Regions from separate parts of the Mus musculus genome. Here region 1 is linked to region 2. The links are chromatin contacts, found by Hi-C or POLR2A ChIA-PET in ENCODE. All regions are on one chromosome and are shown on one strand. Each heading gives the region's core, a stretch centred on a gene start or an enhancer-like site at or near the end of the contact. The rest is flanking DNA. Distances are from core to core; before and after follow the strand shown.

Region 1 (4,337 bases), core at 87-2,586, 42 kb after region 2:
ATGTAGACCTGACTACTCTAAAAACCCAGAGTTTAAGCAAATAGAATCAGAGGTCATTTTCTGTAGTTCCATAATGTGCAAAATGAGGAAAAGGCTGTATGACTCATAGAAGCTATTCTGATTAGCTCCCCAAGAGAGCAACCAAGAACAAGCATATGGACACCTTCACTTCCCTCTTCCACAGGAAGAGAACAGTCATTAGACATCTGTAGAGAGTAATTGGTTTAAACAGTAGCAAGAGTATGGTGAAATGCCTCTTGGGTAGTGTTTCATGTGACCCTAAAGCCTTAGTATCAGCTATCTAGATGTTTCACTGATCAACAAAATTCTACCTTTCTTCTGCTATAAAAACCGAACCACTCATCTCAGAACCAAACCACACTGTCCACCATGTGCTGGTTCCTCACTCAGCACTTCATGCTCTTCTGAAAAGAGGTAACGGGGGGCTAGAGAGATGGCTCAGCGGTTAAGAGCACTGACTGCTCTTCCGGAGGTCCTGAATTCAAATCCCAGCAACCACATGGTGGCTCAAAACCATCTGATTCCGTCTTCTGGTGTCTGAAGATAGCTAGTGTACTTACATATAATAAATAAAGTAAATCTTTTTTAAAAAGAAAAAAAAAAGAGGTAACAGTCTCCCTGACAGGATTGGGTATATATCCTAATCCTAATTAAGTATAAGTATATATCCCTGTTTCTTTCTCCACCCACACTGTGTATTCCTGCCCATATGTTCAGGTTCTCATGCACTTGTGAGTCCAAAACCACCCTTGCCTGGCTGGAGAGATGGCTCAGTGGTTAAGAGAACCAACTACTCTTCCGAAGGTCCTGAGTTCAAATCCCAGCAACCACATGGTGGCTCACAACCATCCGTAATGAGATCTGATGCTCTCTTCTGGTGCATCTGAAGACAGCTACAGTGTACTTATAATAATAAATAAATTAATCTTTATTAAAAAGATTTATAAAAAAAATAAAACAAAACAAAAAAAAACAAAAAACAAACAAATCACCCTTGCCAAATGTGACAAATGTCACACACTTTCAGAAGAAAGACATGGACATGTGTGCAAAGCTGTCTCTTTCCAAAATGTCACCTCCCAACGAACACCTTCTGAATAAAAAGCAACAGGGAAGAAGTAGCCCAACTCCACACCGAGAGAAGCCATCAGGCCCCGGGTCAGCTCAGCACTCTTCCTACACAAGGAAGTAGAAAAGGAACAAGCAGCAAATTTACTTTATGTTCTTGAAGCAGCTTCTGCAGGGAGGGCAGGTCATCACCCAGCGGGAGGCTCTCCATCTTCTGAATGCGCTCTTCTGTGAGGGCCAGCCAGCTTGAGAGCTGCTGCAGCTGTTTCTTCTGCAGCTCCATCAGAGCGTCGTGCAGCCTGGCCAGGAGGACAGAGTGTCATTCCCTCGGGCTTGTCCCCTGGCACGGGCACCCACTCTGAGCACCAGGGAAGCGGGGGCAGGAAAACACAGCCTTGTGTACCCTAACCATCCAAGTAGCAGAGAGTCCATCAGTATAGAAACTAAGGGGGAAAGCTCTGATTTGATTCATAACTGGAGTTCATTAAGGGCAGTCAGGAATATAAATAACAGCTCCCTGTATTCAAAACAGAATCATTGTTTCTACACTCAGGAATTCCTGGCGTATTAAATTGGTGGAAACGGCACCGGAACGCGAATCACAACGTGGAAAGTGAAACAGACCATGGTATAAGCCTGCTCTTTAAACTGTTACAGACCACTGAACAGTAAGTAGGCCCGTGGCACACTGTCCTGTGGTGACAGCCTCAATGAGGGGGCTGTCTAAATGAGGTTAACCTGAGGCCTTGTCTGTGGGGAGCTGCATTGATTATTAACCTAATTGATATAGGAAGGCTAGTCTGAAACCGAGCAGCACCACTCCCTGGTTGGGGCCCTGGACTGTATGAAAGTAAAGAAAGCCAGTTGGGCACTAGCATGGGCACAGTCATTCTTCTCTGCTCCTCACTGTGCAGTGACATGACTACTGAATTCAAGCTCCCACTCCTCGGGGGTCCCCAAAATGAGACCAAAACCTGGAATTGTTAGCTAAAATAAATCCTTTCCTCCCTTAAGTTGCCTTTTTGGCCAGGGTGTTTTATCACTGTAACAAATATAAAATTACAATATCACCCATGCAAAATATAACTTCCCCTCTTACTACCCTCTGCATTCCAACTGTCCTCTATGATCTTGACAGAGATGAGACTCACAGAGCGGTGTGAGGACAGTGGAAGGCTTGCCCTGTACTGATTTTAGTCACAGCCCCGCAGGCCTGTACTTGAGTGTCACTGTGCACTGTGGTCTGGGGAGTCAGGCTCTCGGTCCTTGAGCTCCACTCACCGGGACTGCCTCTCCATGCTCTCCACCCGGAGCGCCTCCCACCTTGCATTCAGCAAGGTCATCTGTTCCTGGATCTCAAACTCCTCCTCCTCTGACAGAGTCCCTTGTGTCATCAGCTGGTTGCCAGCCTGCAGGACGCTCCCCACGCTGCTCTGGTGTGCTGTCAGCTCCATCATAAAAGTCTAGCAAAGGAGATTGTGGTAGTTAGTGAGTCACTTGCTGCGAAGACATGAAACAACAAACTGGTAGTGCATAAGCCCAACAGCAACGCCCCAGAGAAAGGAACCTGTGCAAAGCAAAGACGGAGGAGGCTTTCACCAAAGGTGGAAAGCTCTGAAATGAGAGATTTGGTATTAACCATAACTCAAGAGAAAGCTAGATCAAAGAAAACAATGTTATGGATGATAATAGTAGATTTTAAAAGTTTTACAACTATTCATGGGTGTGTATCCCCATTCACCCGTGAATGTGTCCATGTACACACACCATGTTCAGCATTTCAACACACATATAGGGAATCACAGGACAGCTCATAAGAGGTGGATCTGTCATTCCACCAAGTGAGTTGCAGGGACCGACCTTGGATCATCAGTTTTGCAGCAAGCACCTTTAACAGCTAAGCTATCTCTTAAGTAAATGATGATTATGTTGTTAATGTAAAAATAGAGAAGAAGAAGAAGAAGAAGAAGAAGAAGAAGAAGAAGAAGAAGAAGAAGAAGAAGAAGAAGAAGAAGAAGAAGAAGAAGAAGGAGAAGAGGAGCTGCTTACACACACACACACACACAAGAACCCACTTAACCGTAAAGAATTTCCCATAGAGTGAAAAATCATGATTCTATCTCTAAATAGCAGGTAGCTGCCCTTGCATAAAATCGTGCAGGAACACTGGATATAACACTGGCTTAATCAGACAACAAATAAAAATACTGGCTTTTAGGGTAGCATGAGAAACCTGATTATTTGGGATACTAGTTGGCTATGTTGATTTGCAACTACAGCTCAATATTTCAAAAAGGAACAATGTTCACACTGATTTAATCCTCAGTTCTAAAAAAATACACAAAATGTCACAAGACTGCCTGAAATCTGATTCTCATGAACTGTCGATCACTCCAGTTTTCTAACAAAGCCCACGTAAATAATGCAGGCACTACATCATGATCTTTTTACAGAGCATCATTTGGTAAATACCAAGCCAATGGTGAAGTCACTCCACCTACCACCACCCCTAAAAATCAGGCCCGGCCCTGGAAAAATATGGCTCTCGGCCACAGATATTTACTTCATGGGTAGCAAACTGCTCTTTGACTTCTTCGACATCATCAGAAATGTCATCTTGCTCCTGGAACGTGTCCTCCGCGGACAGCAGCCACGTCAGCACTTCCTCTAGCGCTATCTGGTAGCTGTCCAAATCCATGTCCACTTCAGTGACGGTGCTAGGGGTCTCAGCTCGGGGACTCTGGCCTTCCTCTGCCAGCACTGCACTCTGTGGAAACAAAGCCACAGCAACCATGAACATACAGACGCTCACCACATGAGCAATGTCTGGAGAAACCAAGGTAGGGACTAGGATCTCAGGAGACAACCCCCAGTTTTCAGGAGCTGAGTGAATGAAGCCATGAATTAATCAGAGGACACTGACAGCCAAGAAATACAAAATAGAGTACACACACAAGCGCCACATTGGAAGAGGCATGGAGAGAAAAATATCCCACATGAGTCACTGGACAAAAATAAAACTCCAAATGCCAGTATTTGACTTCAAGACATAGAGAATTTTGATGGAGAACTAAGAACATGCTGGCCCTTGAACAACGGTTGCAGTTTACAGAATAGAGAGCCTGACACTCTGCTTTGACCCCTGCTTAGAATTCTTTAGGGACCCTGCATTCTGGTGCCATGTATTAAACAGTGAACAAGGGCGCACATACAACCTGTGGAACGGATGGGATTTCATGTTTCATTGT
Region 2 (4,453 bases), core at 1,873-4,372:
AGTGTGAGTGATAAATGAGTTAGCCATTCTTTACATAGTAATCTACTTTTAAATATTTTCAGTACTAAAAATAGTTTTAAAACTTTTCAAAAAGAGCTACATGACCAGTACCCCCGAAGCTAGTGTCTCTAGCTGCATATATAGCAGAAGATGGCCTAGCCGGCCATCAGTGGAAAGAGAGGCCCATTGGTCGTGCAAACTTTATGTACCTCAGTGCAGGGGACCGCCAGGGCCGGGAGGTGGGAGTGGGTGGGTAGGGGAGTGAGGGAGGAGGGTATGGGGGACTTTTGGGATAGCATTGGAAATGTAAATGAGGAAAATACCTAATAAAAAAAATTTTAGAAAAAAGAAAATTATATATATATTGATCCCCGACACAGATTAAATAAGTCTCTTTTCATATCTACTGACTCAAGATAGCATGCATGAATGTCACATAGAATCTTTTTAAAAACTACCTGCACAGAAAAGTTTGCCTTAGTTATACTACTAGTTGAGTTAACCAACTTAATTGGTAGTATAACTACTAGTTAACAATATACCATGTTACTTGATCTTTTACAAAGAGAAGTGTACTTTTTTTTTTTAATTTTTTTTTTAAGGACAGGATTTCTCCGTGTAGCCCTGGCTGCTCTGAAACTTGCTCTGTAGACTGACTAGCCTCAAACACAGAGATCCACCTACCTCTGCCCCTCTGCCCCTCTGCCCCTCTGCCCCTCTGCCCCTCTGCCCCTCTGCCCCTCTGCCCCTCTGCCCCTGCCTCTGAAGTACTGGGGTTAAAGCTGTATCCCCACCACCACCACCACCTGACAAGAAGGATGACTCTTAAAGACAGAATCACGCCCTCATGCTAGAAGGATAGTGGAGGCAAATGTGGGTCTGAGGCCCAGTTCTTTCCTTATACAAGGACAACTACTGACACAGGAATAGATGTTTCTGGAACCACAGCTTGTAACTCCAACTTATCTTCACCTTATCTTCTCTGTATACGCCAAGATTTCTGCTCAAGGACATTGTGGGGTTCCTATGTGCCCTCATTACTGACTCTATATCTCCTACCTCCTGCTCCTGGGATGTTCTGGGGTTCCCATGTACTCCCAATACTGACTTGAATGTAGCCTTTGCCTCCTGCTCCAAAGACATTCTGGGGTTCCCTGGGCCCCCACGAATGACTAGAATGAAACCCATTAGAACTAGAATAACCTCCAAGTCTCCTTTGCTCCTTACCAAAACTTACACTTCCTGGAAACAGTGATAGAAGTCACACGGTACCATGACTAGAATTAACACCATAAAATATACACCAAGAAACTGCTAAAAGGGTAAAAAAAAAATTTATATTATATGTGTTTATTGCAATAATAAAAGAAAAATGAGTTTCTCCTCACAACCCTTCTTCGAGACAGAAACCTCCATGACTATCCACAGGGACTTCCCAGAATCGATCTACTCTGGGGTGGACTTGAACCAGTGGACTGGCATCAGCCTCTTTCCCAACTAAGATTACCACAGCTGCTCATCACTCACTCCTACTGAGAGCAGACTTGTCCATAGGGTTCTGTGCAGTGTGATAGGTGAAAGACCAACAGACTAACTAGTGTGAAGAGGGCAGTCGGGAGGAAGGCCTTACCTTCATTTCCTCCACCGCACTCTCGAGTTCTTCTGGAGATTTGTACTCGAAGTCCCTCTCCAGGTAGTCCTCTTCAGCCTGTGCCATCCACTCCTGCATCTCAGCCAAATCCTTTTTCAAGTTCAGGGCTTTTTCTTGACTATCTGACAGCCTGCTTTTTTGAATAGCAATCTAGGAAGGAAACGCCAATTCCACTCAATAAATAAATTTTAATACGTTAAATGCCAAGTTCTACCCTTTAATATTTAAAGGCACTGCAATAGATTTCCAGTCTTATTTTTTAACATTTAAATAAAACTTTTAAAGCATCCTGTGCTGGTGCTGTGTAATGTAAGAAAGGATGAAAATATAATGACTTCTATACAACATTTTAGACATGAACCTAACTAGAAGATATCTAATATAACTCTGAAAATAGGGTTCACAGCTGGTGTTTTTTCTCCCTGGCAGCCTGCACTGTACTCCCAACACTGTGAAAGGTAAGCAGCAGAAACTAACTAGGTTTCTGACCTTTTAATTCCACATTAAGGAGCTTCACCTATAGCGATAAAGGTATGAACATCAAGTAATTTAATTGTAACACTGTCTATTATATAAAAAATAAAACAGGAAGCAGAATTCCCATGGTGTGGCCTCACATTCTAAACTGAGCCTGGAGTTGGGCACAGTCACACATTCTTGTAATATCAGCCCTTGGAAGGCAGAAGCAGGTGTGTCTCTGTAAATCCAGGGCTAGCCTGCTCTACAGAAGAAGACCTGTTCTCAAAAAAATGTTCTTAAAAATAAGGGGAAAAAACTGAGGATGAAAAGAACTATTACAAAAGATGTCCACAAGGCATTACCCTATAAAATGTTGGTTAGAAAGTAGAAGGTAGGACTGGAGAGATGGCTCAGTGGTTAAGAGCACTGACTGCTCTTCCGAAGGACCTGAGTTCAAATCCCAACAACCACATGGTGGCTCACAACCATCTGTACAGTTACAGTGTACTCACATACATAAATCTTAAAAAAAAAAAAACAGAAAGTAGAAGATAGACGTTGGAGAGATGGCTCAGTGGTTAAGAGCACTTGCTGCTCTTCCCGAGGATGCAGGTTCAATTCCCAGTCCCCACATGATGGCTCACAACTCCTCTGTAACTGTAACTCCAGTTCAAGTTCAAGAAAATCCAACACTCTACATACACAGACATACAGACAGACAAAACACCAAGGCACATAAGTAAAGTGTTTTGTAAAAGAAAAAGGAGGGGGAGGAGAAGGAGAGAAGGAGAGAAGAAGAAGAAGGAGGAGGAGGAGGAGGAGGAGGAGGAGGAGGAGGAGGAAGTAGAACATATATTTGAAAATAGCTATCTGTCTGAATCTGGCTCAGTAACTTTATGAAGTACTTCAGAGGAGTCTGGGAATATTTTCAGAGCTCCTCACCTAACCACAAATGCACTTCGGCTGAAAGAGATGATCGTGTCACACAGGAATCGTCCAACCTTCCCCTGACACGTCCAGTAGCCTGCTCAAATTACATGTCTGAGTGGAGGCCAGAGCTGACAGAAACCGGAGGCCAGGCCAGGAACAGGATGGGCTCACAGGAATGTGGGTTAAGGAATGGTTAGTGGCTTTCCTGTTCCCTCCCTCCAAACAGGAGCACAGGCCTAAAAATAGACAAGGAACTTTTCTTTCCATGCCCACCCCGCAAGCTAGGGTGTGACTCTTCTAGGAGAAGCCACAATAGCACACAGTGCTCCTCTCCCTTGCTCAACACTTTAAGCAGCTCTTGATAAAACTATGGCATAGTGTGTGTGTGTGTGGGGGGGGGTAAAATGCAATGTAGTCACATAAATGTAGACTCTTGGTTTACATTTCCTGAACAACAATAAATATTATCATTTTAGTGGATCCATAGAAAAGTTGAAAATAAAATCCACAAGATCATAACTATAGACTTGGTATTTTAGGACAGTGTTAAATTCTGTCATGGTAGCATACATGAGACACATTTCTGTACATTTTAGTTTGACATGGCCTGTGTTTACTTATTTTTATTTTGTGTGTAGGGATATTTTGCCTGTACACAGTCTGTGTACAGACTGTGTAACTTTGTGAAGTACTTCAGAGGAGTCTGGGAATATTTTCAGAGCTCCTCACCTAACCACAAAGGCCAGAAGCGGGCAAATCAAGGTCACCTGGAAATGGAGTTCCAGACTGTTGTATGTTGCCAATGTGGGTGCTGGAAATGGAACCTGGGTCTTCAGCAAGAGCTGAAGGGCTCTAAACTGCTAACCCATCTCTCCAGCCCCAGATAGACCTATGTTTCCTAAGTACATTTGTGTGTATATATATATGTGTGTGTGTGTGTGTGTATACATACACACACACTATACAACTTTTTAAATTTTACTAGTGAGTGAGATAAACCGTCTAGAACTGATCTAAATACTTTCTGTACCGTAGATTTTATATTGTTATGAGCAAGTGGGTGAACAGATGAACTTGAGTAGATGGATGGATGGATGGATGGATGGATGGATGGATGGATGGATGGATGTGACAGATAGGAGATGGTAATGGTAGACAATGGATGGATGAAGATGATGGAGGATGAAGGACAGATGGATAAATGCATGGATACAGGAGACAGGGGATAAGTAGACGAATGGATGCTACATGGTTGCTTATTCCTCAATGTCACTTAGGAAGCTTGTCCTTTATTTCCTTAGATAAAATCCCCAGCTGCTTACACTGTCAGATTATAAAGCAGATACAGAAATACAAACTTGGATAGTGTATTCAGTGATATTACAAAAAAAGATTATTTTCTTGAGTTGGATC

The links. Hi-C counts contacts between places; a loop is a spot of excess contacts on that map. ChIA-PET counts read pairs that join two places held with the same protein, here RNA polymerase II (POLR2A).
Region 1: POLR2A ChIA-PET joins it to region 2 with 15 read pairs in Patski. The contact joins two enhancer-like sites. A Hi-C loop is called at or near these places in 1 of 37 maps with a recorded cell type or tissue (heart). POLR2A ChIA-PET finds 5 or more read pairs at or near these places in 3 of 5 experiments (Patski and embryonic stem cell).

The regions. Positions count from the first base shown.
Region 1 is chr10:12,735,715-12,740,051 of GRCm38, forward strand. It overlaps Utrn (utrophin), which reads right to left. Exons shown (of 74, transcript NM_011682.4): 9 at 3,653-3,856; 10 at 2,371-2,552; 11 at 1,238-1,388. Among named protein-coding and RNA genes, the nearest start is that of Utrn, 120 kb to the right of the region's middle. Within about 2 kb of position 1,337, at least 2 of the 3 ENCODE cell types and tissues checked have a DNase peak (open chromatin) inside an H3K27ac peak, as active enhancers do; they include heart, where a contact is called at or near this core.
Region 2 is chr10:12,691,734-12,696,186 of GRCm38, forward strand. Utrn (utrophin) reads right to left here. Exons shown (of 74, transcript NM_011682.4): 25 at 1,631-1,801. Among named protein-coding and RNA genes, the nearest start is that of Utrn, 170 kb to the right of the region's middle. Within about 2 kb of position 3,123, at least 1 of the 3 ENCODE cell types and tissues checked has a DNase peak (open chromatin) inside an H3K27ac peak, as active enhancers do; it is heart, where a contact is called at or near this core.